Linked DNA regions of Homo sapiens: region 1 is linked to region 2. Evidence: chromatin loops called from intact Hi-C (ENCODE). Cell type or tissue: IMR-90. All regions are shown on one strand. Each heading gives the region's core, and the rest is flanking DNA. Links, peaks and the distances in the headings are about the cores only. Region 1 overlaps LOC107986473 (a long non-coding RNA gene). Region 2 overlaps RANBP17 (RAN binding protein 17).

What was found. A loop is a pair of places that touch in the nucleus more often than their neighbours do. Peaks named below come from ENCODE experiments on the same cell type or tissue, not always from the same donor. Only the 100,000 strongest peaks of a DNase experiment are listed, where the experiment ranks them.
Region 1: it touches region 2 in a loop (10-fold over the local background); 5 of 110 quality-filtered maps call a loop at or near these places.

Annotation. Positions count from the first base shown.
Region 1 is chr5:170,735,981-170,751,041 of GRCh38, reverse strand. LOC107986473 (a long non-coding RNA gene) reads left to right here. Exons shown (of 3, transcript XR_007059044.1): 2 at 3,849-4,131; 3 at 4,931-5,670. It overlaps KCNIP1 (potassium voltage-gated channel interacting protein 1), which reads right to left. Exons shown (of 8, transcript NM_014592.4): 8 at 14,410-15,061. Among named protein-coding and RNA genes, the nearest start is that of GABRP, 40 kb to the left of the region's middle. RefSeq lists enhancers at 1,214-1,971, 4,251-5,009, 5,010-5,769, 6,529-7,288. In IMR-90, for the core only: a CTCF peak has its summit at 6,381 (motif pointing left); no DNase peak of the experiment used is centred there; H3K27me3 peaks cover 173 bases.
Region 2 is chr5:171,200,180-171,215,240 of GRCh38, reverse strand. It overlaps RANBP17 (RAN binding protein 17), which reads right to left. Exons shown (of 28, transcript NM_022897.5): 20 at 9,629-9,717; 21 at 1,503-1,610. Among named protein-coding and RNA genes, the nearest start is that of TLX3, 100 kb to the left of the region's middle. RefSeq lists an enhancer at 12,227-14,255. In IMR-90, for the core only: a CTCF peak has its summit at 7,769 (motif pointing left); no DNase peak of the experiment used is centred there.

The DNA.
Region 1 (15,061 bases), core at 4,171-9,170, 460 kb after region 2:
GCGTACAGCTCTATCACTAAAGGCTGCAAGCTGCGTTTCCGATTTCTGAGCGAGCACAGCTGGCATCTGCTCTCCTTCTTGAGCCTGTTGGACTCCTCACCCTCTCTACTTAGCTACTTTTGCTTACAATGCTTGAGCATGGACATCTAATCCTTACTGTCTTGTGGCTCAGGAGGCAGAGTAGTAGCATGGTGCTACTAGTGTGCTTTGGACCTAGATGGATGGTTTGGGTTCAAGTGCTGGCTCCATCATCAGCTCACTCCACTGGTGACATGGGGCAAGTGTCTTCACCTCTCTGCCTTAATTTCACCCTTTCTGAGTTGTGGACATGATCATCTTTCCTATCTACTTCAGGGCTATGGGGAAGATGAGATGAGCTATAGACACACAGGACTCAGAACAGAGCAGGGAAGAGGGGAAGAGATTCATGGCTTTTAATTGTTAGCAAGACCTTAAATCCTATGGGTCTGCCTAGAAACCATCTGGGCTCTGGGCAAAGCCTGGGAGAGGGGGTAGACAGCTGTTCTAGTTCCTAGATATGAGAGCTAGAGCTAGGGTGACGGTAGGAGGGAGGAAGAAAATGAACATTTCTCGATGCCTGTTGGGTGTCAGCCTCCTAGGTGTTTGCCCTGTGTTTATTCCCTTCCCTTGGTGAGAACCCTCAAAGGATGGGGCAAAGGATGTGTTTTGACTCTACGGCCAAGGAGGAAGCCGGATAAGGCAGCTGAGACACCTTGCCCAGTCTCAGTTAGCACATCATGAGTCAGGGTTCAATACCAGGTGTGTCTAAAAAGCCCATTCTTCCCTCATTACCATTCACCTCTCCCTATTGGCTGAAACTGTCAGTTCTGAAACAGAAGGGGGACTGTTATTCCAGACCTATTCACTGTCTCCTTGTTTGGACATATTTTAAGAGCCGCCCTAAGCGATTATGTGACAACTTATAAAAACTAAATACAAGTTCCTCATCGCAAACGTTCCAAACTGCCCTGGCAGCTTTCAGGTCAACTTATTAACCTGCTGAGGGTGGTTCTGCCAGCAATCTGTCCCTCTGTTGACCTGGGGACTTGATTGCACATGTCTGTCATTTATGGCCACAACAAAGTTAGAAAGACTCGTGGCTGGCTCTATGACATTTGTCATTTAACATTAACTTGAGTTTTCATTAAAAAGTGTTCCTTTCACCAGAAAAAAAATGAAGACCGCTCTCCTTCATATTAAAAGCCATCTCGAACCTTCTTATGTTTTCTGGGACTTAGACATCTTCAAAAACAATGAATACTGCCATTTTCATGAATAGCAGTTCCCCAGGCTTGGGTAGACAAAAGCCTCCAGTAACTGAGGCTGTAGAAATGGAAGCTTGGAAGACAGGGAGCTGGCCCATGTGGTAAGTGGGAGATACTTCGGCTATGGAAATCCCAGGAGACGTGCAGCATGGGGCAGTCCAGGAAGGCAGCCCAAGTCAGCTCATCCCCGAGACATGAAGAGAGGAGTTAGGCGGCTGACACCGCAGTTATCAAGAGCAAGCTGCTCCTGTGAGTGGGGAATGAAATCTGGGGGGCAGAGGGATTCAGAGGAAGGTGGAGACTCAGACCCCTCCCTGGGGAGCTCTCTGGAGTAGGGCTGATGTCAGAGAATGGCACTGGAAAGAAAGCCTCTGTGTTTGGTTCCACCGGGTCAGGGGCGCTTCTTCTGGAGGAAGGCAGAGGAAGGCGAAAGCAACCTCTTATTGAAATGCGGAAACCTCCCCACGTGCTCATCAATTACCAGGCCAAAGTAGGTGGAAATAGCTCCCCTCGCCTTCCCTCTGCAAACCGTCATTCCCACCCTTCCTTCCTGGTCTGTGGACTGTCATCTCCAGACAAAAGAAGACGCAGCTAAGCGCAGCCCCTTCACACACCCAGGACACAACAGAGTGGGTGGCAAAAAAAGACGTGGCTCGGGGAGGGAGGGAGGAGAGGCAGCTGGCTGCCTCTGAGGCCACAGACAGAGGCCAGTGCTCCGTCCTCATCCTAGAATGCTGCAGCTGGGAAGGACCCCAGGGCCTAGTTGCACTCATCTGCCGGGGAACCAAGATCCAGAGGAGGAGATGTGAGCATACAGCCTAACGTAGGCTGAGCTGCACAATTTGTTCATTCAGCAGTGGAGCCAGTGTCTCTTGGAGCAAAGGTGGGAGCTAACCCTTGAGCAAATTTTCTTGGATCTTCTGCAGATATTTGCTTCTGAGGGAGGCAATTTTGGTGGCCTGGCTGAAATTGGCTTACAGTGCAAGAGAAATACCTCCTTTGGCTAAAACTACTTTTCTTTTCTTTCTTTTTTCATTTTTTTTTTTTGAGACAGAGTATCGCTCTGTCTCCCAGTCTGGAGTGCAATGGCACAATCTTGGCTCACTGCAACCTCCACCTCCAGGTATAAGTAATTCTCATGTGAAACACCCCTGAGTAGCTGGGATTATAGGTGCCTGCCACCACATCCAGCTAATTTTTGTATTTTTAGTAGAGACGGAGTTTCACCATGTTGGCCAGGCTGGTCTTGAACTCCTGGCCTCGAGGGATCCACTGGCCTTGGCCTCCCAAAGTGCTGAGATTACAGGCATGAGCCACCACGCCCGGCCTGAAACTACTTTCCTTTAGGTATATAAGGAAACACCAACTAAACCTCTACCAACAGACAAATCCATGAGTGGATGTGGTCGGTGGTGACTGTCCCAGCTCTTCCACTTAGGCTGTGCTCCCCGCATGTTCTGAGCAGGTTACATTGCGTCCTGACCACAGCTCAGTGCCGCAGGCATTGCTATCACTCCCCGTGCCAGTCAGGGCCCTTCAAGAGCAGATGCCAAGATGGGGTTAGATGTCCCCGAGATGTATCGGGCAGGAAGTCCATGAAGGTAAAAGCGGAGGGTCGGTGTGGGTCTGGCATCTGTAGAAGGAGAGACTGGGTAGAAAGAGCCACAGACAGCACTGCGGGGAACTACCCTCCACGAAGCAAGTTGCTTGTTGGAGGACTCGGTGTCCAGCAGGAGTGGCCTGGAACTAAAGCCCCCTGGTGGCCAGTCCCTTTCTGGGCACAGCCTGGGGGATTTGGTGGCCAGGCCCCTGCAGCAGCCATCCCAGCTCCCCTCCCTGGGGTGGAGTGGGGTGACCATAGGAACATCGTCACCCCTACTCTGAACGCTTACTCAAGACAAGGTCAGGCAGGTTCTCTTGAAGGAGGTCCGAACAGCATTTCTGTGGCTTACAGATTAGGAAACTGAGGCAGAGAGGTCCAAGTGTTTTGGTGGCTGCTGTTGTGAGGAGGCATACATGAGCCTTTGAAAGATTCTGAGATCATGGAACAAAAGGTTTTTGTCTCTTAGATCCAGATTTCAAATAATTCACAGTCTTTTCATTGTTGATGTGGCCTGGTTAATGTCACTACTCATTCTGATTGTCAACTTTCATTCCTGAAAGGCTGCTGGGTGACAGCAGGAATGCCTCTGCACTGTTGGCCCTGTGGGCATTGGATAAGCCTGGGTGCTGGGGCAGGCGCCAGGCCAGGTCCTGGGTGGCCTCTGTAGTGAAATGCAGCCCTGGTTACCTCCAGCCTCCATCTCTCCTGGGGAGATTAACATTATTGAATCTCTACAACATCCTAGAACACCCTAGACAGGAGGTCTTTTTTTTTTTTTTTTTTTTTTTTGAGACAGGGTCTCACTCTGTCATCCAGGCTGGAATGCAGTGGCAAAATCATGGCTCACTGCGGCCTTGAACCCCCGGGATCAAGCAATCCTCCAGCCTCAGCCTCCCAGGTAGCTGGATCAGCAGATGCGCACCACCGTGATCAGCTAATTTTCTTCATTTTTTTTGTAGAGTTGAGGTCTCACTAAGTTGCCCAGGCTGGTCTGGAACTCCTGGACTCGAGCAATCCCCCCGCCTTGGCCTCCCAAAGTGCTGGGCTTACAGACATGAGCCACCGTGTCCAGCTGACAGGAGGTCTTAACATCCTTGTTTTTCGGACGAGGAAACTGAGGCGTGGAGAGGTGGAGACTTACACAAGATCATAGAGCGAATAGAGGGCAGAGCTGGAGTCTGAAGTCAGTCTGACCGACCATGAAACTCACATGTCATCCTGACACCATTCCAATCCTGTGAGGTAAGGATTATCATCCCTGTTTCATAGATGAGGAGACAGGGGCTCAGAGAGGGGGACTTATGTTCTTGAGGTCACACAGCATGTCCATCGCAGCAGTGGGGCTGGAGCCCAGCTTCTCAGACTCCAAGGGCCCCAGGAAAACCTTTCATCCTGTTTCAGCCAAGCGACTGCACTCAGAGGAAGGCACAGGCCCTGGGATGACGGGAACCTTTTGTTCTCTGGTCCCTGATTCCTGACCCCAGTCCCCACCTCCAGCTCTGTGGAGCTGGCAGACGGAGGAACAAGGAGGGACATCCTGCCTTTCCTGCCCCTTTGTTCCATGGTCTGGGGCCCTGACTCTGCAATACCAGGGTGATCACTGAATCAAGAATTAGGAGGCTGGTCCACGTCTTTGTGTCACTCTCCTGACCTTGGGTCACTGATTTGTAAAGTGCGGAGGTGAGGATGCAGCGAGGGGAAGGCTTTGGCACCAGCTTGGGGTTGTAGAACCACATGGGGCAATGCGAGTATTATTATCTTTGTGTTGTCTTCCTCCTGCCCCATGGCCTGGCCTCAATGCATCTGCTTGTCTGCAGCCCCAACCAGCGTGGAAAGCCACCTGGCAGGCCGCTTCGGACCTGCAGTGGGCCCCCACCCCCCATGCCCCCCCATCCCCTCCGGTGGCTGGTCTGGCCTGATGGAGCATATTTCTCACAGCTCTCTTGCTCTCCAGCCCTCCCCTCACCGAGCACTCTGCCCCCACCCTGCTTAGGGGAGAGTCTGTGACCCCCAGAGCAGGCTTCTGTGCTTCATCCCCCAGGGGAAGATTCCAGAGCAGACAACTCAGCTGCCTTTGTGACTGAAACCGAGAGTAAATGAAGGAATATTTATGAAGTCTCTGCAACTTGCCAGGTGCTTTCACTATGCAACCCTCCCTGCAGCAGTCCCGAGAATGTGATCCTGAGTTTACTTCTGATGAAAGCAAGGCTCAGAGGGGCCACCTGCCTAAGGGCGTGCAGCTGGAATGCGGGGAGCCAGGACTCAAGCTCTGGTCTGTCTCATTCACTTGGAAGCCAGGCCCCTTTCCTCCCTCCCGCTCTGCGTGCAGGAGCTCCGTGGTGGGGCAGCTGCCCCGAGGGAAGGTCCTTCTGACCGCCAGTGTCTGTGGCTGGCTGTCCAGGAAGCAGAGCCAGGACTGGCAGCTTGGGCTCCGAGGACTGCCTCTTCCTCTTGGCTGCCAGGGAGTTTCCAATCATCAGAAGAAACAGACTCTGGGAACAGCTCTGCCACTTGTCCCAGCCCTGCCCCAGCCTCTGAGCAACTGGAGCCCAGATGCCCTGGCCCACCCTAAGCTATCCATAAGCACAGGTGGGCCTGAAGGAGGCTCCCTGCTGGGCGTGGGCGAGGGTCTTGGCCTTCTAGGTGGGACCCTGCCTGCCAGGGGACAGCCTCTTAGGTGGGTGGGAAAGAGCTCTGTACTTGGGGTCACAAATGTGGCTTCTGGCCCTGCTCCACCAAGGGCCAGTGCGTGATTTTAAATAGATCTCTTCGCCTCTCTGAGCCTTAGTTTCTTGGTCTATAAAAAAATGGGACCCTAACCTCTCCTCACTGCGGTGTGGGAGGGAAAATGAGTCAAGGCAAGAAAGTGCTGGAAACTGAAAGCCCTGGGCAGGACCTGCTCCATAATTTGCCAAGTTCAGGGCAAAAATGAAAAGGTGGGGCCGGGCGCCCTGGCTCACACCTGTAATCCCAGCACTTTGGGAGACTGAGGAAGGCAGATCACTTGAGGTCAGGAATTTGAGACTAGCTTGGCCAACATGGGGAAACCCTGTCTGTACAAAAAATACAAAAAATTAGCCAAGCGTGCTGGCGCGCCTGTAGTCCCAGCTTTGCAAGAGGCTGAGGTGGGAGGATGGCTTGAGCCTGGGAGGTGGAGGCTGCAATGAGCTATGACCGCGCCACTGTACTCCAGCCTGGGCGACAGAGCGAGACCCGTTCAAAAATACATAACAACATAGCATAACATATAAAATAAAATGTAAATCAAAAATAAAAATGAAAAAGTGGGTCCCCTTGTTCACAAATTGTGAATTTCAAGGCCGCGGTGGCGGAGCGTTAAACCAAGCTCAGGGTCGCACGCCCTGAAGCCGGCGCTGGGCTGGAGTCCGGAACTGTGGAGGGTCCCCGCGGAGCCGCCGCTTTGGCTCCCTGGCCCGGACCTGACATCCACGCGACGGATCCCGGCGCATTCGGCGAGGCGCCGGCTCCATCTAGCGGCTGATGGCGAACAGCACCTGCCGCTCACACGCTGGTGGGCCTGGGGGCGCCTCAGACTCACACCCGCGGCTCGGTTTTCATCCCTCTCCATCGGTTACCACGTTCTCTCCATGGTCCTCCAGGGTCTCTCACTTGCTCCTGCCCTGTCATGAGTACTTTGGTCTACTCATTCGCCCACTTCCCCTGTTTTCTCGGGTGGTCCAGGAGGGCGGTGCGGTTCCTTGAAGTTCCCACGGTCCCTCGCAAGCTGTTCTCTTGCGGTCTCTGGAGGCACCCTGCCTGCAGCCCCTTTCCAGCCTGCAGCGCCATCTCACGCACCACCCCCTCGGAGCTCTTCTGTGGCTCTCTGCCACCTGCCGGGCAGGCCCGTTTCCTTCGTCCGGCATCACACCCTGCCCATCCCATCCCTCCCGCCTGTCCCACCCTGCGGCGTCCCATTTCCGCGCCAACCCGGCTATCAGCCTTCAGCGTCCCTGGCAGCCTCTGCCCCATGCACACCACTCCCCTGAGCGAGACTTCCCTTCTCCTGCCCGCGTTTCCCCCGGCCCACCTCTGACAGGAAGCCTTCCAGGATTACCAGAACCCCCAGGGTTGTCCTCCCTTTGTGTGAACAGCAGGGGGGAGGTGTCGGAGACAAAACGCCTCTGTTGGAGTGGGAGGTAGCCAGAGTAGGGGCGCGTGTAGAATGGGCTTTGGGATTGGACCAGCTGACCTGAAACCTGTCTCCATCACTTCTGAGTCGGTTTCCTTGTGGATAAAGTGGGACATCAAATGAAATAGGATTTTTTTTCTTGGTGAGAATTAAATTAGATAATTTATATTAGGCATTCAGAGTGGTGTCTGGCTCATTATGAGCACCGAATAAACGTTGCTATGGTCATTATCATTATCATTATTAAGTTCTGAACCCATTAATTACTGGCAGTGCGACCTCGGGCTGGTGGTTTTACCTTATTGAGCTCTCCCTGTCTGGAAAAAGGGGAGTTTATTTCTATTTGTATATCAGAGGGTGGTTGTGTTAGTAAATTAGGTGCTGTTCTTCGGTGCTGACAGTAGAAGTTGCTCCAGAAATGCTGTCCCTCTCTCCACCCTGCTCTGACCACCCATCAGAGTGCCCTCGCACAGTTCCTTCTTGGTTATCTAGAATCATCTAATTTTGGTACAGATTTGTTTTTTTTTTGAGACAGAGTCTCACTCTGTCACCCAGCCTGGAATGCAGTGGTGAGATCATGGCTCACGACAGCCTTGAACTCCTGGGCTCAAGCGATCCTTCTGCCTCAGCCTCCCGAGTAGCTAGGACTACAGGTGCGCTCCACCACACCCCTAATTTTCTTCATTTTTTTGTCTCACTATGTTGCATAGGCTGGTCTAGAACTCCTGGGCTCAAGTGATCCTCTCATTGTGGCCTCCCAAAATGCTGGGATTATAGGCCGTGCCCAGCCTGATACAATTGTTAAACTTCTGTGTTTCTTCAACCAAACATTAACACCCTGAAGGACATATTTTGGTTTTAATGGGTATGTTAGTCAAGGTTCTCCAGGTAAACAGAACTAACAGGATGTGTGTGTGTGTGTGTGTGTGTGTGTGTGTGTGTGTGTGTGTGTGGAGAGAGACAGATGGACAGACAGACACATCCCCAGAATCATTTATTTATTTTTATTTTTTTGAGACGGAGCCTCGCTCTGTCACCCAGGCTGGAGTGCGGTGGCGTGATCTCGGCTCACTGCAAGCTCCACCTCCCAGGTTCACGCCATTCTCCTGCCTCAGCCTCCTGAGTAGCTGGGACTACAGGCGCCCGCCACCACGCCCAGCTATTTTTTTTTTGCATTTTTAGTAGAGACGGGGTTTCACCGTGTTAGCCAGGATGGTCTTGATCTCCTGACCTCGTGATCCGCCCGCCTTGGCCTCCCAAAGTGCTGGGATTACAGGTGTGAGCCACCGTGCCCGGCCAGACTGATTTATTTTAAGGAATGGGTTTATGTGATTGTGGGGACTGGCAAGTCTAAAATCGAGACCCAGGGAAGAGTTGATGTTGCCGTCCCGAATCGCGTGGCGGTCTGGAGGCAGTGTTCTCTCTTCCTTGGGGGACTTATGTTCTCTCAGTTGAGGCCTTCAACTGATTGGATGAGGCCCACCCACATTATGGAGGATAGCTTGCTGTACTCAAAGTCTACTGATTTAAATGTTAGTCTCAGCTGAAAAATACCTCCACAGCAATGCCAAACAGACTGATGTTTGACCAAAAACTGGTTACCATGGCCTTGCCAAGTTAACACATAAAATTCGCTATTACGGTGGGCTAGCATTTACTACATAAGGACTTTATCCCCTTTATTCATTCCTCCTCTGCCCCCCTTTCACCTCCCCGCTTCCTTCTTTCCTCCTTTTACTTTCTTTCTTGACCACAGCAAGTTTAGTGTTCTCTCTTGCTCTTCTGCTTAGAATCCACATTTGTCTGTCTTTCCCCGGCTCTCCCCCAGCACTTGCCTAGTCTGTGTCATTGTGAACAGTGAGGGGCTTTGACCCTCAGGTAGAGCAGGGAGCGGGTTGGGGTGGACTGCATACTCTTCGTTCTCAAACCCCTGCCTTAAAATCCTTGTCCCCCTTTAGGCGTTCTCATGGACACCAGCTGAATATAGTTCACACTGGAGGGAAGAGTGACACAGGATTGCAGACCTCTGTTTCTCGCCTGCACTAGTCTGGATAAGGGGTCCCGACTGGGCTTTGGGATGAGGGCAGAAGGGGTAGACTGGAGTTGGCAGGCTTCCTGCTGGGAGTAGAGAGTGATGAGATGTAGCTGGAGAAGCATGGCGGGGAATAAAGTGGCCAGAAGAAACACTAGAGGGTTAGACGACGGGGCTTATTAATGGAAAGTGTCAGGTTGCAAGTTACAGAAAGTTCAACTAGAATTGCCTTTAAAAAGTGAATTTCGGCCTGGAGTGGTGGCTCACGCCTGTAATCCTAACACTCTGGGAGGCCGAGGCAGTCAGATCACCTGAGGTCAGGAGTTCGAGGCCAGCCTGGCCAACATGGCGAAATCCTGTCTGTACTAAAAATACAAAAATTAGCTGGGTGTGGTGGCATGCACCTGTAATCCTAGCTACTTGGGGGGCTGAGGCAGGAGAATTGCTTGAACCTGGGAGGCGGAGGTTGCAGTGAGCCAAGATCGCACCACTGCACTCCAGCCTGGGCAATAGAACGAGACTCTGTCTCAAGAAAAAAAAAAAAAAAAAAAGAAAAGCAAATTTCTTGATATTTATGGATACGTGCAATGAACACTAGAAGTAAATGTAACTTCATATGAAGCTTGATCTGCAGTTCAATGACATCAGCAACCCATTCTTTCATCCCTCTGCCTTGAATCACTGTGGTCTCTTTACCTACATTTCTAGCTTGGCTTCCCTGCAGATTACAGAATGGTGGCCTATAGGTCCCAGGGCTCTGTGTTTTTCATTCATGTCAGGCAGGACAATGAGCAACTTTCATTGTTCTCAGTAAAAGCCCTAACATTCCATGCTATTTGCGTGAGTTTAGGTTTTAAGCCTATTCCTAAAATTTCACTGTGGCCAGAGGCATGGGAGGTAATGATTGGCTTAGTCTTGGTCCCTATGTTTTATTCTAGAACTGGGACCTGTAGCATATCATGGGTCTTCAGGATCCTACCCGGTGGGGCTGGCTGCCTCTCGGGCTCCCCCCAGTCTTCAAGTTCTGAGCTTTGTTGGTCCCCAGTAAGGCAATGGAGCAGACTGCAGGGCTAGCTGAAGTCTGCCAGTTAGGTTGAGCCTTATTTTGATGTGGAAGGACATGCTTATTTCAGCTCCTCTAAGAAACCCATATGGCCATCTTTGCACAAGTCCTTGGCATGATTCCTTTTACAGGAGGAATAATTTGGCTCAGATTTGTGGGTTTGTTTTCATTGCTTTTTACTAATAGTTTTCATAGCATCTGCTTCCTGACACCTTCTGGTGTTTGTATATCATCAGAGCTAGTTTTAGGAATAGGTGGAGAATGGTCTTTATGCTCTGTAAGAAATAAAGCTGGGCATGGATTTTGGAGCTTGGCAGACTTTTAAGCCCACTTCCTGCTGTGTATGTAATTCCTTCTATGACTCTGGGCATCATTTTTTCATCTGAAAAATAGGTGCCTAGGATACCTGCCCCGCAGGGTTGTCATGAGACTCAAAAAAGATGTTGTCCATGGAGAACCCCATGATCCAAATCATGTCAAGCTCAGTGGTCTGCTCTTCAGAGAAGACTTACTCTCCACCCGCAGCCACCCTGTATACTCTTTAGCATGCCACACATTTATGCATGCCATTTCATCTAAAATAATTTCATTTGTCATCAGTTTCCTCCTGCTAGAATATGAAGTTTATGAAAGCAGGACACATGTCTGTCTTATTCATCATAAGTTACTGTTGTGAGCAACTGGGGCTCAGTCCTACCAGGGAAGTCTAGGAGATGATATAGAAGAGACCTCAGAGTTCTTCCTGCTGAGAGGAGAAGGATCTGGGATATTTGTCCACCAAGTCCCATCGGTCATTGGCCAAGGGCTTCTTCTAGGAGGTGTTGATGACCTGATCCTTTGGACTGATATGTCCATGGCAGAATGGCCCTGTGTCTTAGTCCATTTGTGTAGCTATAAGGAATACCCAAGGCTGGGTAATTTATAAAGAAAAAAAGCCTAATTTGGCTCACGTTTCTGGTGGCTGGAAAGTTTGATTGGGCATCTGCATTTGGTGAGGGCTTCAGGCTGCTTCCACTCATAGTGGAAGGTGAAGGGGAGCTGGGTGTGCGCAGATCACACGGTGAGAGAGGAAGTGAGGAGTGGGGCGGAGGGGTGGTGGTGATGCCAGGCTCTTTAACAACCACTCTTGAAGGAATTAACAGAGTAAGAACTCACTCAGCCCCAAGAGAGGGCCTTCATCTAGTCCTGAGGGACCTGCCCCCATGACCCAAACACCTTATCTTAGGCCCCCTTTCAACATTGGACATAAATGTCAACATGAGGCTTAGAGACTCAAATACCCAAAACATAGCGGGCTGTCATGGACACACTCTGTGATGGTTAGAGTCACAGACAAAAACTCTCGGGTGATTGCACTTGGCAGCAGTTGAGTCTACCTGCAGGGTGATGGTGAGTACCAAGGGGATTGGGCAAAGTGTCCATAGCACCTGCTGCACAGTTGAGTCCCCATCAGCAGGCGTGATGGTGAGAATTTGTTGGATGGTTCAAGAGGAGCAGGATCCCTCCAAGAAGACAAGTGGGAGATGAGGCCAATACGCTCTCATTGCTGCAACGTGTCCTTTCCCTGCTCTTCATTAGGACAACCATCTCCCTTTCTGTTGTTTATCCATCTGAGGACTACTTTTAAAACTTCCATCCACAATGAATTCTCTCTGAATATCTAAGCTGCTGATTTTCCTCTCAGTTTTAAGTGCCCAGGGCTGATGCTGGTGTCTTACTTGTGGTCTGGCTAACACAGGGAGAGGGGTACCAGTACTTCCTCTGCTCTAGAGCAGGGGTTTGCAGCCATAGGTGTGCATTGGAATCACCTGGTGAGCCTTTACAGCATACTGATCCTCAGGGCCTCACCTCCAGATATTCTGATGCAATTCATTTGGGATAAGGCCCAGGCATTTGGCACTTCAAAAACATTCCCCTCCTCTGCTCCCCAGGTGATTCTGACATGCAGCCAGCGGGGAAGGAAGGCAGCCACTGACCTAGATTTTTTTTTTTTTTTTTTTTTTTGAGACAGAGTTTTGCTCTTGTTGCCCGGGCTGGAGTGCAATGGTGTGATCTTGGGTCACCGCAACCTCCACCTCCCGGGTTCAAGCGATTCTCCTGCCTCAGCCTCCCGAGTAGCTGGGATTACAGGCACTCGCCACCACGCCTGGCTAATTTTTGTATTTTTTAGTAGAGATGGGGTTTCTCCACATTGGTCAGGCTGGTCTCGGACTCCCGACTTCAGGTGATCCGCCAGCCTCGGCCTCCCAAAAATTTGGAATTACAGGCATGAGCCACCGTGCCCGGCCTGACCTAGACCTTATATAGGCACCTGACACAGGCACCTGAAAAGGTCAGAGGTATGTCCAGCTTCAGAAGCAGCTTGATCTAGCAGATCAATGATATTATCAAAGGCTCGTTTCTGCTTGCTTTTTTTTTTTTTTCATCTCTCTGCCTTGCCTTATGTGATCTCTGGCTTATTAACCCTCTGATTATTAGATAAACTCTCAGAATTCCTAAATAGTTACTGGCATGTCTTAGGGCTATGTGCGCTCTCATTCATGTCTGGTGAGGGAGAACATCTTTGTCTCATCATTCCCAGCACTAGTTTGGAGATTCATGCTGTTTGAACCAGCGTGGGTCTCAAGCCTATCCCTGAATTGATCCTTGTGGCCAGGGGGATGGCTCAGACCACGCGCTTCATTCGCAGCTCTAGATGTGTCAGTTCTCCACCTTAGCCCTGTGTGCCCAGTACACCCACCTGGGTGGCCTCTAAAGAATTCTGAGGCCCAGGTCCCACCTTCAGGGATGTTCCTTCAGTTGGTCTGCTGTGGCATCCAGATGTTCACATTTTTCAAAGTTCCCAGGTGATTCTGATGTGCAGCCAGGGCAGGGAACACTGGCCTAGACATCATAAAGCCTCAAGATGCAGGTTAGGACCCCATATGGGAAGAGTCTCTAGGACAGATCCTCTCTTGGGCCTAAGTAGATGCTTTGCTGGGGACCAGCCACATGCCCAGAAGCCTTAGGGAACCACATGGCTACATGCAGGAAGCCCAGAGGAACAGGTCTGAACTATCCAACAAATTCTCATCATCACACTTACAATTTCCAACCATAAGAGGCAGCAGCCAATGGCCATCTGAGTGGGATGTGTCATGAATGCAGGAGATGTTTTTGTGGCCTCCCCCTGCCGGTGACTGTGGCTGCCTGAGATATTCCCCTTCTCTGCATCTGTTTCTCCATCTGTTACACAGACTCAAAGAACACCAATGCCTCTCTGAACTGACTTCAGATGAATGAGATTAGTGGGAAGTATCCTCATCCTTGGGGTGAGGCAAAATCCCCTTGTAGGAAGGGTCTATGATAGAGCGAGAAGAGTTTAGCCTCCCTATGGAGTCCCTATCAGCTGTGCTACCTTACGCAGGTCCCCCTTACCTCTCTGAGCTTCAGCAACCTCATCAGTACAACCAGGACTCTACCATCTGGAATGCTCCACATGAGCATGAAATAAGATAATGTATATAAAGCCCCTAGTGCAGCACCTGGCACAAAATAGGGTTTCAGTAAATTGTTTTCCTTCCAAGAATGCTACTGTTAGCTTTTAGTCTTTCAAATGTGATGTCAAATGGGGAAACTAAGACCCACAGTGTTCAACATGAGTAATCATTTGCTGGTTATAGGCTGAAGCCGCTTGATGGTCCTCTAGAGCCTAAAATCTCTCAGCAGGAGGCCCCGTCATCCTCTTTATCTCTGCACTCCCACTCACACCACAGGGGCTCCAGGCTTTCCATATCAGAGGGTCTTAGAAGTGGCAATCTTGTTGGAAGCAAAGTGTTGTGAAGGGTCTTGTCTCGAAGTTGCATTTGCATTTGGTCACAGTATTTGCATTTGGATTGGATGTTTGCTGGGGAAGGCTTGGGGGCTGGGGAGGATGAAGTCATTGCCTGGCACAGGCCTGGCACAACGTAAGTACAGTTGACCCTCCAACAACATGAGTTTAAACTTATTGGGTCCACTTACATGCAGATTGTTTTCAACCAAAAGTGATAGAAAATGCAGTATTTATAGGATGTGAAACCTGCATATATGGAGGCCAAATTTTCTGAAAACACGAGTCCCTCAGGGCTAGCTGTGGGACTTGAGTATCTGCAGATTTTGGTATGGAGAGTCCTGGGACTGATCCTTCACACATATGGAGGGACAACTGCACTAATAATTGGGTGTCAAATGAATGGACTAGCCTTCCCTTTTCACAGCTTACCTCTCTTACCTAACGGAGTCATGAAGAAGTGATTGAGAGTGTAAGAAATAGTTCTGTTTATTGGTTAGAACATGGTATAAAATTACAGCAATTTGCAGGCATTCTGGACTTCTTGGGAGGGACATGCAGCGCTGGGCTCAAGCAGGGGATGTGGTGGAGATATGGACCACTGGGCAATGGCTCCCTTCCTGGACATATTAAAGGACTTGTACTACCAGCACAAATGCCAGTGTGAGAGAATTATTGGTCCTCGTTTCTGGAAACAAATGACATGGGCAGTTTGGGTCATCAGACAATATCATGCTTAATAATTCAGTCCTATCCCACATATGTTAGGTGCTGGCTCTCCCAATCTGGTCATGACAGATCCTAATTGTTCTGGATAACTCTCATTCTTCCCACCAAAGGAAGAGAAACAGGCACATTGGTTTGGGAGGCCATCAGAGATGGTGTGCATCTGGCTCAGGTCCTCTTGCTTCCAGATTCACCAAGGTCTGCCTGACTTGGAGGCAGTGGGCTGGGGGCACGTAAGCAGCATATTTTGTGCACTACTGTTTAAGCTTAAGCAGAGGGACCTTCCATAGGGCAGCAGTGTGAGGAGATGAGCATGCTTCCAAAACAAACTCAAATTTCATCTTGTCTCTCTCAAGAAGAAGAAAGAGGAAGAGTTGGCAATCAGAGACT
Region 2 (15,061 bases), core at 5,573-10,572:
AGAATGAGTTCATGTCCTTTGCAGGGACATGGATGAAGCTGGAAGCCATCATTCTCAGCAAACTAACACAGGAACATAAAACCAAACACCACATGTTCTCACTCATAAGTGGTAGTTGAACAATGAGATCACATGGACACAGGTAGGGGAACATCACACACCGGGGCCTGTTGGGGGATGGGGGGCAAGGGGATGGAAAGCATTAGGACAAATACCTAATGCATGTGGGGCTTAAAACCTAGGTGATGGGTTGGGTTGATAGGTGCAGCAAACCACCATGGCACATGTATACCTATGTAACAAACCTGCATGTTCTGCACATGTATCCCAGAACTTAAATTTAAAAAAAAAATCATCTGCCTGTGGCTGACATAAAATACTTTATAATATACAATGCAATGATTTTTTCCCTTTAGTATTAAATGTTCTATCAGTAATACATAATATTAATTTTCTGGTTAAAAAAATGGAAATATAATTAAAAAGCAAACTAAATTTTTAATATAAAATACAAAGCCACCCTTCCTTTAAGGCACCTATGAGAGTGGCTTTTAAAAATGAAAAGCTTTAAAAAAAATGATACACACATTTCTTTATTTGCAAGGTCTTTCTTCATCTCTTGTTTTAGGGTAAAAACTTTAAATTATTGCTGTGAAAAACTCAGCACCAGAGATAACATTAGAGCTGCAACCCATACCCTTCCCTGTCTGGATACCTCCCTTCTAAACACATAGTTTACAAAGGGCAACTCATGAAACAGGATGGCTAAGTGACATGTAATTTGGTGCTAAGCCATATCCACAATGACATATTTTAAGCCCAATTAGCTTATTGCCAGATTTTCTCTTTTAGCTACATCTTTGTTAATATTTATATGGAGAATATTTGAATTTCTGCCAGTCTATGCAAATTATAAGGTCAACTGGGCAATTTCAGAGAAGTATTATAGTTGCTCTCTCAATGAAAACTGTGAGTGTATAAATCATCCAAATACATGCATCTTGGCATAAAGGAAGAAGTATAGCTTAGAAGTGAAAGCAGGAATAATTCCCAGAGCTTCTGAGGCAAACTATGTTCCCATGAATTGAATTGCTGTGAGAACCAGTTTCCTTATCCATCAAATAAAGCATCTCAACTCAGAGACCTCTAAACTTCTTTCCTGCTTTAAAATTCTATAGAATTGCATTTAAGCACTGAAATAGTTAAAATAGCTGCCCTCCCTTCATTTCGTACCTTTGAATTTTTAAATAATGGTGGCTGCAGTCTTCCAATTTATTTTCCATTTCCCTAGTCCCCATAGACAGCCAAGTATACTGTACTTTTTTCTCTCAAAAGGCCTCAATCGTATGTCTCTAATTCTGTTTTCACTAATCATCTTAAGTCTTGGTTCCTGGGCTCTTGCTAACTACCTTGGAAAGACACAAACCAAAAAAGAAAGTCTGACTGTTGGAGATTTCCGCTAATAGTAGACTGTTTTTCTCACTGCCTGTCACACTGCTTACCTGTTTTGCATAAGTTCTGCCATAAGTTTCAAGATGGGAGTTGTACATGTTGGCTCTCCATACCACCGTTCAACAGCATTCTGAAGAAGGGGAAGGTACGTTGGGTACCTTTTATAAAGCCTGTTAAAGAATTTAAGGGTCTAAAGAAATACTGTTTCTGAAAATTAGTGCCACACACATACACACACACAAAAGGGAATCCACATTTGTTCTATATTTATACTAATTTGTTCTATGTCTATACTATACAATGGCATTTTATAAATTGCGCTCCCTAACCTGCACAGATATACATACATTTTTGGGGTTGCTGGCAATTTGTTCTTATTTGTAACATGTCCTACACGTTATATTACTTTGTTCTTAGAATACTGTATAAATAAAATACACATTTTTAAAGTATCATATAAGCAGTACATTTAAAGATTTATGCCTAATGTTGTAGGAAAGGAAAATAAATTTAGTGAATGAGGATAAAAATATATTTGAGTTATTATTATCAGTTTCTTGGGTACTATACTACTTAGAAAAATATTTTTATTATGAAATTAATAAATATGTAAAAGTAGAAGGAACTAGTAATAAACCTCACATATCTCTCAGTTTCAAAATTACATTATTCTTTTTAAAAAAATATTGTTGAATTGCTCTTTTTGGTCTCACTGTAGCTCCAAGGAATATCTGGGATGTTGGCTTGACGAAAAGCTTTGAGTAACTATTAATCTACTCAACATCAGTGTCACTAAAGATAGTCCCATGTACACACAAGGAGACATTCTCTAACATCCTTATTAATGCTAAGGAGTATATGCCTCTGATAAATCTATGCTGAAGGCCATCAGAACCTGGAAAACTGACCCAGCTCCACTGGCCCTTTAATTTACACTGGGTATCTCCTTGCCAAGTAGACATATGAATATAGGATTAAGGTCCCAAACTGTAGCAGAAAAACTCTATGTCACTGCCTTAATTTCTCTTTTCTTTTCCCAATCCTCAAGTCTCTTTCCGATGTTTTCCAACATACTTGTCTTTTGTTTCAGATCAAAATGCTCAACTAAATCACTTAATGGTGTTTCTTTTCAGTGTGGTCCGGGTAGAAATCTCCATGGTGAGGTCATCACAATTTTCTTCCTTGCTCTTAGAATAAATTTCAAACTCCGTAGCACGGTGTTCAAGGTCCTTTAAGATTTGGTTCTTGGCTACCTCCAGCTTCATCTCTTAGCATTTCTGCTCTATGATTTAGCTTTTCATAACTCCCTGCAAAACCACTAATGCCAGCTCTTATCTCCATTCCCTTATAAACCACTTCTTCTCTCTAACATATCCCTGTCTTTCAATACCTAGCTCAAGTTTTACCTCCCATGGGATGTTTTCTCTATTTTATCCAAAGGCATCAGTCTCTTCCTCATCTATGTTCAATGAGCACTCATGACCATATCTCTCTTACAACACAGTATGTTAGGGTTGGTTGCTTGTGTTATTTGTCTGCCCCATTAGATAGTGCATTTCTAAAGAGCAGAGACCCTATCATCTTCCTGCTAATTTCTATTTGAATGTCAGATTTCAATATAGGTGTCAATTATCCCAGGAGGCCTTCTCTGACATCACATGCACTTGCCTCCTACCTCTCCCTAATGGGTTAGGAGTGTCTCCTGTGTATGGTGGTGGAACCCGGTGCTAGCACAATCATAGTACTTGTATATCTCTCCTATTATAAGCTTTTTGAGGGCATATACTAAGTACTTATTGAATGCATGGCCTGACACAAAATAGATTTCAATACATACTTGTTGCTATAAACTTGCAACCTAAAAATGAAGTGTAGCTTATTTGATTAGAACTATTTAATTGTGTATTTCACTTGGGAGCTTTAGAAAACAGTTCACATGATGTTCAATGAAAATAAGGCATCTATAACTTTAAGAGTGGTATGCTTCCTAAAAGTGCAAAAAGCAACACTTTCTCCTATTAGACAGACATACCATGTTAAGGCTGCATTTGTATATACTGAAACAGTTTTCTTATCAACTATTTTCTGAAGTCCTATTCTATAACAAGCATTGTTTGACACTTTCCAGAGACACCAGTAAAAAAAAAAAAAAAAAAAAAACCCTGCCCTCATGGAATTTATATTCTAGTAAACAAAATAAATACACATTAGAAAGTACTTCAAAGAAAGTCGGGCATGGTGGCTCACACCTATAATCCTAGCACTTTGGGAGGCTGAGGTGGGTGGATCACTTGAGGCCAAGGGTTCGAGACCAGCCTGGGCAACATGGTGAAACCCTGTCTCTACTAAAAACACAAAAATTAGCCAGGCATAGTGGCGCTCGCCTGTAATCCCAGCTACTTGGGAGGCTGAGGCACAAGAATTGCTTGAACCCGGGAGGCGGAGGTTGCAGTGAGCCAAGACTGCACCACTGCACTCCAGCCTGAGTGACAGAGTGAGACTCTGTCTCAAAAAAAAAAGTACTACAAAGGAAAATAAGGCAGGGAAGGGGGATAAGAAGAGAGTGTATATGTGAGAATAAGGTTTCAGTTGGATGAAAATAACAAAAATAAAGTCAATCCACTTGATTAACTTTATTTTGACTGTTATCAGACAACTTACTGTTTTGTTTCTATGGACCAGAAAAGCTGTTATTTTTGATAGATGTAGATACCATGTGCTATGTACTATGCTAAGGGCTGGGGATCCAGAGTTAAGAAAGGTATAGCCTTTTTTTTTTTTTTTTTTGACGGGGTCTTGTTCTGTTGCCAGGCTGGGGTGCAGTGGCGCAATCTTGGCTCATTGCAACTTCTGCCTCCTGGGTTCAAGCGATTTTCCTGCCTCAGCCTCCCAAGTAGCTGAGACTACAGGTGAGCACCACCATGCCCGGCTAATATTTCTATTTTTAGTAGAGACGGGGTTTCACCATGTTGGCCAGGATGGTCTCGATCTCTTGACCTCATGATCCACCCACCTTGGCCTCCCAAAGTGCTGGGATTACAAGCATGAGCCACCATGCCCGGCCAGGAAGATATAGCTTTTAATCTTGGGGAACACATGCTCAAATTAGGGTGACCAACATATAATAGGGATGCTTTGAGTACAGAAATTCTGAACCAATGCCACAGGGGTACAGGTGAGAAAATATTCCACCAAGGGACCTCCTGAGCACAAACTCATTAGTGGGAATGCATCTGGAAGGCTCATGAGAAAATGGATTCAACCCAAATCTCAGAACCTAAGAATATCAGAGGCACACATAGGCCTCTGCAAGGCATCCTATAATGGCATTAGGACCAGGATATTTTTCAGAGCACACAGTATTCACTACGGGATAAGGCAGGGAGATATAAGGGGATGCTCCTTTTTCTGTGTGGAATGAGAGTGGTGCCAATTCTAATATGCTTCTGACAGAGGTGACTGCCACAGAGAAAATGAGGGATTATTGGAAAGCACAATAGAGAGGTTAAAAGGGCTGCAGAGTGAGAGTGCCAGGCTCAATTACAGGGTGAGAACCAGAACCCACTCTAGGAGTTTAATTTTCCAATGGCCTTGTGAGGACTATGTACATATGAGTAGGAAGAAGAGAATGGGAGCCCTTAGGTAGAAGAAGCACAGATCTAATTGCTTTCACTGAGATCTTCTCTATGAATTTCTAAGGTCCACATCAGATAAATTAAAAATCAAAGGCATTAATGATGTGACACTGCCTTACAGGATACCAAATATGAAAATGTGAAAAGTATCAAGTTTGCTTCTTTACAATATCTATCCATCCATCCATCCGTCCGTCTGTCCGTCCGTCCATCTATTCATCAGTTGTTAATACCAGAAGGCAAAAGAATTTTCATTAAAAGTGTTAGGAGACAAGGGTTTGGGGATGTGGTTCCAGAATAGAAATAGCTTGCCAGTTCAGAGCTTAAAGGTACTCCATGAATATGTAAACATCTGGACCTTTGTTCACAAGGGGACTGCTGCTGGAAGCCTTTCCTCTTATGTCTGGCAAATGCCTATCCATCTTTCAAGGCTTTGCTCAACTTTCACTTCTCTTGAGAAGCTTTCTATATCTTGCAAAAAGCACTGCTCTTTTTCCCATACATGCTCATATAGCCCTTTGCATGCATCTCTGTTATAACGCACTGACATTTTATTGTTTATTAGTCATGTGTGATCAACTAGAGAGTGGGCTTCTAAAGAGCAATCATTTTATTCATTCTTTCATTCCTTTTGTCTGGCACAGAAATAAAACTAAAAAAAAATAGCTTGCTGAACAGTGAATTTTCAGCTTTACTTTCTTCTCTATTTCAGTTTGCCCAAAATGATACTGCCAATTACTTTCTTCTTGAAAACAATTCTGATTTTCTTAGTCAATCAAAACCATTAGTTTCTTTATACTACCTATGGAATAAGGGTCTAAATTCCTTAGACTGATATTCAAGAGTCCCAAACAAACTACATTTCCAACCATGAAATGAGTGGTATATGTAACAAAACATCTTCACTACTGACTCCCTAAACCTGATGCCTAGGCCAACCGAAAACCTGTATTTCTTCCTATTTCCATATGGTCCAATCCTACTTATTTGGTTAAGACCCAAGGAAACACCTTCACCTTTCCAGAGAGCCCTTCCTGATTCCCCAGCTAAATGCACTCACTGTCCTGTTTGTATCTTTGTTATGGTTCTTAGCACTTTCTATATTTGATTATAGTAATTTATGTAAATAAGAAACTGACTTTGTTTGGGGTAGTATCTATACTCCTCATGAACCTAGCACAGCCCTTAGCCCACTTTGCTGAATAAGTGAGCAAATGGGATTCCTTTGTCTCATTATGTATCAGGGAACAGAACTAACAACAGCTGTAGAGTATTTACTTTATGTCAGCCACTGTACTGGGCCCTTTACATAATCACAGAATCATGACACTTCTTACAACATACCTGTGAGATAGGTTTTATTAGTCTTGTTTTATGGAAAGCGAAATTGTGATTCTGGGATATTAAGTAGCTTACTCAAGACCCACAGTTTAAGTGGTGAATCCAGGACTGGAATCTAGGACTGTCCTATTCCAAAGTTTGTGCTCCTCTATGTATCTTGTTATCTTGCCTTGCCACTGTATAACAGCACTGACTTCCTGATTAAAAATCAGTGAGTTCAATGATCAGATTTTAACAGTTAAAAGACTGCATATGAGGAAATAATGTCATACAAATTCTTAATTTTTTTCCCAACTTCCCTCTGGATTTTTGATACTTCAGTTTAAGTATGATCTAGGAAAATTTTAAACAAGGAGATCAGATGCACTGCAAGCTAAGGTGTTTTCTTATTGTTGCATTCCCATCATAGGGGCAAAGAAGTATGTCAATGATCTTCCTTCAATTCTCCAGCCCTGGAAACCATTTATCAAGATGGTTGCTGTGTAGTTTCAGGCAATTTAGTTTTGGAAGGACAGAGTGAAAAGCAATGTAGTTTGTGTGGCAGTTAATGCAGTCAGTGTTTATAGAAATGTTTTTGAATTAAATAGCTAACCACTAAAATAGCATTTTATCAAATAATCGCCATAAATAAAATGCATTTTGACTTTAAGATGACATGTGCTCTTACAGGATGTTTCTTCTGCATGCTAAGGATTGTATAACAAATTAAAGAACACACATTTATGTGGATAAAAGGCAAATAAACTTTCCCCAGCAGTAATGTGGAAATCATCACTGACGGTTTGACATATCAATATTTCAGGAAAAATAAATGACTTTCATATCCATGGCATTTTTTTATCATACTTATTCATTTTTGCATTACTTGAATACTTTGAAAAGAATCTGTACTTTATCACCTGAAACTGCTTAAAGTATTTCAAAATATTTTAATAAAGCTTTTTGAATTATCAAATAATATAACTTTTAAACAAATTTTACTATTATTATAAATATTTGCTCTTCATCCCTCGCCCAAAGGAAAACTATAAATCTTGTCTCAACTGAATGAACACCATTTATCATATTCATTTTGTTGTCAATACAATTATGAAAAGCCCTTGGCCTTTTCCCAAGGAAGCTGATTTGCTACTGAAACTCAATTATTATAAGCAACGCCAGTACCAAACCACCCCATTTGGCAATCTAACACAGCTTCTGGCATAACTGACACTTCTCTCCGCCCCTGACCCTGATAACTTCAACATCTATGGTCAAATGGAGGAGACAAAGGTTTCTAGTTCACAAGAAAACATTAAGTCCCAAGATTTTCCGTTTGCTATTTTCTGCCATCTGCTGGACAAAAGTTTCATTTCAGAAAGGTTCCCCCGCTACCCCCAAAGGAGCTAAATAAGGAAATGGAAAACAATACAGTATCTTCTCTAAATTTTGGGCAGTATCAATTACGGCAGATAGTTCTTCTTTGACACTGAGGGGAAGGTTTCTGACCTTGACTCTTGGTTGAAACTGTTGAAGAGAAAAACATGAAATGTTAATCACTAGATAGCCTAGAGTTGTAGACTGGTTTCAAGATCACCATCGATATTACAGTGCCCAAAGTAGACTTTTATTATTTTTCAAATAATGAAAATTTTGATTTTGAGAGTTGCTCTTTATGTTTAGAGAAATAAAAGAGTCAAGCTGGGTGCAGTGGAGCACACCTGTAGCACCACAGTCCCAGCTAGTCAGGAGGCTGAGGTGGGAGGATCGCTTGAGCCCAGGAGTTTGAGTCCAGCCTGAGCAACATACAAGACCCCGTATCTTAAAAATTAAAAAAAAGGCAGAAATAAAAGGGTCATATATAATTCCAGTTTAACTGTCACTGTTAAGAGAATTTTAAGACTTTCCATGTTGAAATTTCATAATCTCTGTACATATTATATGTAGATAAAAACCATGTGCATGATTACTCAATGACATAAAAATTTTATCTGTAACCCTTCTCTGGGTACATAAATCTGATGAAGTATATTTTAATAATAATTAAAGATATGTCAGTATCAAATTAATGTTTAAAAATTTTTATAATATGTAGAGTTCTCCCTAAAACATGCCTAGATCCCCTATTAGTTATATTTTTGGCCATAACTGTGGCATAGTAGTTGACAGTTACCTTTAAGAAGTTTCTATTGCAATTTAATTTACAGGAAACTTTGGATAAGGAGGGTTTAAAAAAAGTAACTGAGAAATAGTTTAGATTAAAAAGTAAATTAGCTTTCAGATTATATAATTTTTTTCACATGCTCTGATGGTTTCATGCATAAAAGACATGAAAGCATTATATAACACTTAGATGACTTGCATACAATATCACTTCCTGCTGGGATCAAACATAAGTCATACAACACTATTAGAACAATATTAACGACCATTTACAACTACCAAAAATGTGCCAGACATTATACAGAGTACACTTTACCTATTTTAATGGTTACAATATACCATGATACTGAATTGTATCTGTTTTCAAATGAGAAAACCAAGACTCAGACAGGTGAAATGACTTGCCAAGGTTCACAACACAGTAAATGAAGAGCTGGGATTTTAAGCCGGGTCTGTCTATCACCAAAGTCTATGCTCTTTTAACTCTTACATGATAAGGCATTTCTGTGGGGGGTTTTTTTTTTTTTTCCTGTCTGTACTAACCCTTGGCAAAGGTCAATTCAAATTTTACACCAAATGACAAACCTTGACTTATTTATTTTTCCCTTTCCATGTCCATTCATTATCTTCATGATAATGAAAAACTGTGGCATGATGGGTTAGGCCTTGAAGAGATAAAATGATCTTCCCAGCCTTGCTAATTGAGATGGAGATTCAAATCTCCCCTCAAAAATGTCAAATGGTAGGATTCATTGATCCCTAAAGATGTTAGCCAGATTATCCCTTCAACTCCAACATAAACAATCATTTGGGGGAAGTCATTTTTAAGTTATCAATATTTAACGGCACCAAAAAAGTGACTTCTCTGAGCTGGGTCTCCAAATACTGTGCTCAGTTATCTGCTCTGCTGCCACTGTGCTGTAATTTTTAGCTGATTACACATTAGTTCATTTAGCTTTGTTTCCTCTTCCCTACTGTGCCATACTATTAAACGAAAGCGAGGGGCCTGGCATCCCTCTGTGCACAGAGCTGGTATTGTCACAGTGTAATAAGGATACATCCAGTCAAACAGCATGGTGTAGCTGGTCTTTGTGTTCAGTGCAAAGGCAATCCCTCGAAGATCTCTTGCCAGCCCGATCAACATACGCTGTCAGTGGGAAAGAGACACAGTAATTGATTTTCACGTTAGCGCAGAGCAGATGGAGTAATAATCAGGCAATAATGACCACATATCTGATTTTGATTCATTAGCTAAAATGTCTCGTTCAGACCTCTTTCTACAGAAAAGCACAGACTCTTTAAACAGACCATCAAATCTGCTGATCAACTCCACTTTACTTCTTATAAATTTAGCTAAGTCATAATTCCAGTAGTGTAGCTAAGCATTTAGAGTCTTAATATACTTTGTTTCTGAATAATGCCAAATCTGAAAAAAAAGATGAGGATTGATAATTACACAAAACAGATATGTACAGGGTCTAGACATTATTTAATAACAGCAAATCTTGAACATCGGCTTGCATGCAAGCGGCCCCACAACATAATTTAGAGTCTATCCTAGAAAGGCACTGGCATTTAAAAATTCCTAATGAATATCCTTAATAACTTCAGGACAAAATAAAACTGGCCAAGTGACCTACATGTACTATGATATACGCAGAATGGCAGTCACATTCCCCAAGTGAGGAAGATGTAAGGAAAAGAGTTCTATATTTGATGTCATAAGACTCGAATTTGAATCCCAGCTTTAAAACTTAAGGCAAGGCAATTTATCAGGCTTACTTTTGTCATCTATAAAAGGGGCTAATAATGCATTTCTCACAGAGGCACTGTGCCAAATAAATGTGATAAATTTATGTGAAAATGCCTAGCAGAGCTTGATACACAGTAAATGTTCCATAAGTATTTAGTTTTAGAGAAAAAAAACAAAAACTTGACTCTTGAATAGAAGAGATCTGACTTGTACTCTGGACTCTTAATTAAGCTGTCCTTAGGTTGATGCTTGGGAAGAGAAAAAGAAAACCCATGAACAGATGCTAGAATGTCGGAACAAAGAGCACAAATAAACATAATTACAAAACAAGGGGGTGCGATAATTGAGATATACAACTGTGACTTCTAAAGATACTGTTTCATTGCAAATACTCAGCTAGAAAATGGTCTCTGAACTTTTTTTTCTACCAGATTTTCTCCTTTCTCACACTTTGGTAATAAATGAAAACCTCTTTAGGAAGGAGTTCAAATTATTATTAAGCAAACAGTGAATCCTGACCCTCCTCTTAATGGCTGATTCAATTAATTTAATTTCAAAGTAGCAAATAATAGTTTAACTCTCAGAAGTATCTAGAATTTCTCATCTTCTCCATTCTTTCTGCCTAAGAGATGACTCAATATAACTGGATGTTATTTATAGGAATATTCAGTTTCTGCACTGTCTAACAGTTCACAGAATGATGGTTATCTGAATTTCTGAATCTTGAAAACTCTGAATTTTTGTTTCTGCTCCTTTAAATTACTTACTCCTTTTTTTCTCATACTCTCACCAGTTCTTATTTTTCTATAACCAGCTGGCCTCCTTGTAGTTCCCTCATGTAACCTGCTGCTTGTTTTTAAACATTTTGCCTTTTTATATAGCCTTTTTTCACCACCTGAAGCCTGTTCCTCTCTTTCTCAGCTTTTCACACTCCTGGAAGCCTCCAGAACAAAATACATCTTCTAAGAAGCCTTCTTCAAACTATTCTATTCTGACTCCTTGGCTTTGCAGTGTTTCTATTAAAGTAGGCTTTTTGTTCTATTTTTATTAGGTACACTTACAAGTTTCAGGCTATGCTTCAAATAATTTTAAGCTTCCACATACACATGAGATATCTACCATTTAAGTCTAAATTAGTCAACAAGAACCATGAGTTTTACTTTCTTTGTGTCTAGTACAAAGGGCTCTAAAAATATTTTAGACTATCCTCGTTATACAAAAATATTAATTTTTATTTTATCACAATTTTTTCATTCCTTAAACGATATCAAATTAATAGAAGTGGTCTATAGGACTCAAATCTATTGGCTTTTTTTTTAAAGTGGCAAAATGTGGCTATGAAATTATATCAATGTTTCATTCTAGAAAATGTTACTACAGAGGAAGCATATAATAATGTTTTAAATGAATTCAACTGAACAGAAAAATTCAGTGTTAATGTGAATAAGAAATAGATTTCTTATGCTCAAACAATATCTTTTATCTCAAAGCAGCAGATAATACTGCAATAATCTACATGGATACACAAACAACACTAAAGAGAGTGTTTTCTCAATAGCCAAAACATATCCAGCCCCCATATGAAAAAGGAAAGCTGTTAACTAAGAGCTCAACCAGCCTACTAAGTAATTTGAGCGTAAGAGGTGATCTTATTGAATTTGAGGAAAGGAGGAGCTACAGTTTACCATCTCATTTAAAATAGTGCAAAGAGTTTTATTTTAAAAGTTGCCTCTCTCCTATAGTTGGTCAACACAAGATTGGTCTGAAGAGTGACAGGCTCTTGTATTTTTAGTGAGGCTGTTTTGGGGAGTGGGATATGTCTGGAGATCTAACCCTATGGATTCCTTTTTGGGTAGTTAGGGAGAAACTGCTGAGTTCTTCAGTCTGCTGCATGGTGAACAGTTGTCTGTGTGCCAAGTGTGAGACGAATGGGCTGGGAAACAGCTGAAACGAGGCTCCTTCCACCCTGACCCCCAAAACAGGGTTTCTAATGGAAAGTCTCACAGACCCTTTACTGTAGTGGCACTACTGGGGGCAGCTATAATATTATCCTCATAATTCTACTATATAATAACAACAAAGAAAAAGAAGGTGAAGGGTCATTGTGCTTTGTCTTTAGAATTAAGATGGCTGTCTTCATCCTTACAGCATACTCTTAATTCTGAAGACACATCTTAATAACCTCTAAATAGTTCCAACAAAAGAGCCGTGTCAGAGGAATGAGCAGGCCCCAAGGTGTTTCAACTGGAGTGTTTTCATCTGCCTTTATTGCTCTATCCCTCTCCAGAATTAAGGCAATAACCTGTGATAAATTATTCAGGAACTGCTACAGGGATCAAAGCAAAATCATTCTGTTAAAGTGCTGTTTGCAACATTTGGCACTTAGTGCGAAAACTTTTAATGTGCGCATGCTGAAAATCAAGGATTTTAAATAATTTAACATTGTGGAGTTTTTACAAAAGGACTAAAGATAGCAGGTTCCTATTTAACTGCTTCTCTTTCTCTGAGAAGTTTTCATTCATTTTCCTTGAAACTGATGATGTCATGACCAAATCAAAAACGATGCACGAGTCAGGGGAGTACTGGACTATATTTTACCATGGACATAATTATAGGGGGAAACATACGTTTTGAAAGAGTACTCTAAAGCTAGGATTTGTCAGAGTATTTTTTCCTTTTCCCCTTTACTTTGAAGAGAAAAACCCAAGACAAAATTTCAATGTTTTCTTCAATTTTATTAAGAATAAGTAAGAAAATAAAGCTATAAATTTAACACTTTTGCTGCATTTCCTCCTCTAACAACTGTATTTCAATTTGGCAACACAGGTCCTTAATGTTTAAGTTTATCCTGAAATCTGCATTTGAAACTATCTATAAATAGGGAGTTAGAAAATGCTGGTAAGAGGTGCAAATTAAATGAATTTGGCAGTCCTGCGGCATTTTCATAGAGATATTTTAACAGCATCACCTCCTGTGGATTGGAATACTAAATACTTTATTGAAGAACAAAACAGAAATGTTTTTATCTCTAGTACTTGCAAAATGAAGTACCTGAAAGCACTTTTGCATGTATTATTTATTCATCGTGATAGAAAAATAGCCTTAACCTAATAAATTACATTTAAAAGCATTTAGTGCAAAAGTTTTGTTTATGATAAAGCAACAGATTTAGTTTTTTATCGGTAGCTTAAAGCACCAAGTTTTCTTTATACAAATTAGACAGATGGTGCTTACAGTAGAATTTACTAAAGGTCTGTCACAACAAATGCAGCCAAGCTGCATATTTAATCACTGCAGAATCTTGTCTACCTGCAGCTGCCAACTGCTAATCCAATTTCCCTGATAAATGTGGCAAGAGACACGATCAGCAATAAAGAGCATCTAACTCCATTTTCCTGCAGGGCGTCTTTTGATGAACATTTAGGACGGAAGCACGGAGTGCACTGTGTGGCCTTGGTTCGTGGCAGCTGCATGCATTCTGAGGCACAGTTCTCAGGTTACTCACTTAATTCTGCCACTATCATTACGTTGCTATTGATCTCAGTAGCTGTTGCCTACACAGCATTACTCTAGATGAAGCTGAATCAGGCAGTTATCATGCATCAAACTTGCTCAAAAGCCTGGAGATTTCCCCTTAATTACTTGTGATTTTATTTGCAAATACCGTTAAAGTGTAATCAAGCAGTCACTTTCCAGGGTCGTTAAGAACTTGCTGGTTTAGGGATATATCACTGGAACTCCATTAAAAATGACTCTAGGAAGATGGTTTCTATCAAACTAGATGGGATTACAACAAAATGGTCTTGGAATATAATGAAATCTTCAGATGAGACAGATGTAATTTTCATAAAGATGATGTTTTTCAACTTCACTGCTCCTTTTTGATAAAGGGCAGAAATAGCAACCTAAAAGCTGCAAAGATTTTGTTGGTCACTGAAAATATTTGGAAGACATCTAAAAGATACAGCTAACCTGAGTGGAAACTCTGGTGAAGAATTTCAGGAAGACTATAAACACAAACAGAATCTGTAAGATCCTTCTTTTGGTTTTAAAATTCTATAACTATAGCATGCTGATAAACATTAATTTCAAAAATTCTTTTAAATTAAGAGGTATAGCATTTGGCTGATTATTTTTTGGTAGAAGAATTACATAAAGATAATTATCAAAGGGTGTCATTTTTCTATTTGGCTTCTTACTGTTAGTTTTTTTGTTTTTGTTTTCTTTTTTTTGGTGAAGAGACACTATGCAAAAGATGGTTAATATTTCCAACATACTTCAAATAACTATGAAATATATGACTCAATTATCACCAACAAAGGTGTCTACATTCTCTGGAGTGCATTTATTAGTCTGTTAAAAATAATAATCAGTGTCAATTTATTTAATATTTCCCTGATACATTATAATTTCAGAAGATACTATTTCTATTTAGCAGTGCTTGTGCTTCCCATCCCCCTCCTTAAAATACGGGGCTGTTTTGTCACAGACAGCTTGCTACACTTAAGGATTTTACTAATAAAACATAATGTTGTCTTAGATATTATGACTGTTGCCACAGCTGAACTGACTTGTCAAATCAATCCTAATATGGCTCCCACAGGCACATAAAAACCTTATTTAGCTATCAGTTATCCTAATCACTTTGTTCCGTTTAAGAATGCAATACTTCAAGACCAGTTCCTATTTATACATATATGCCTAGCCATTTAATAAAGTCTTGATTTATATAAATTCT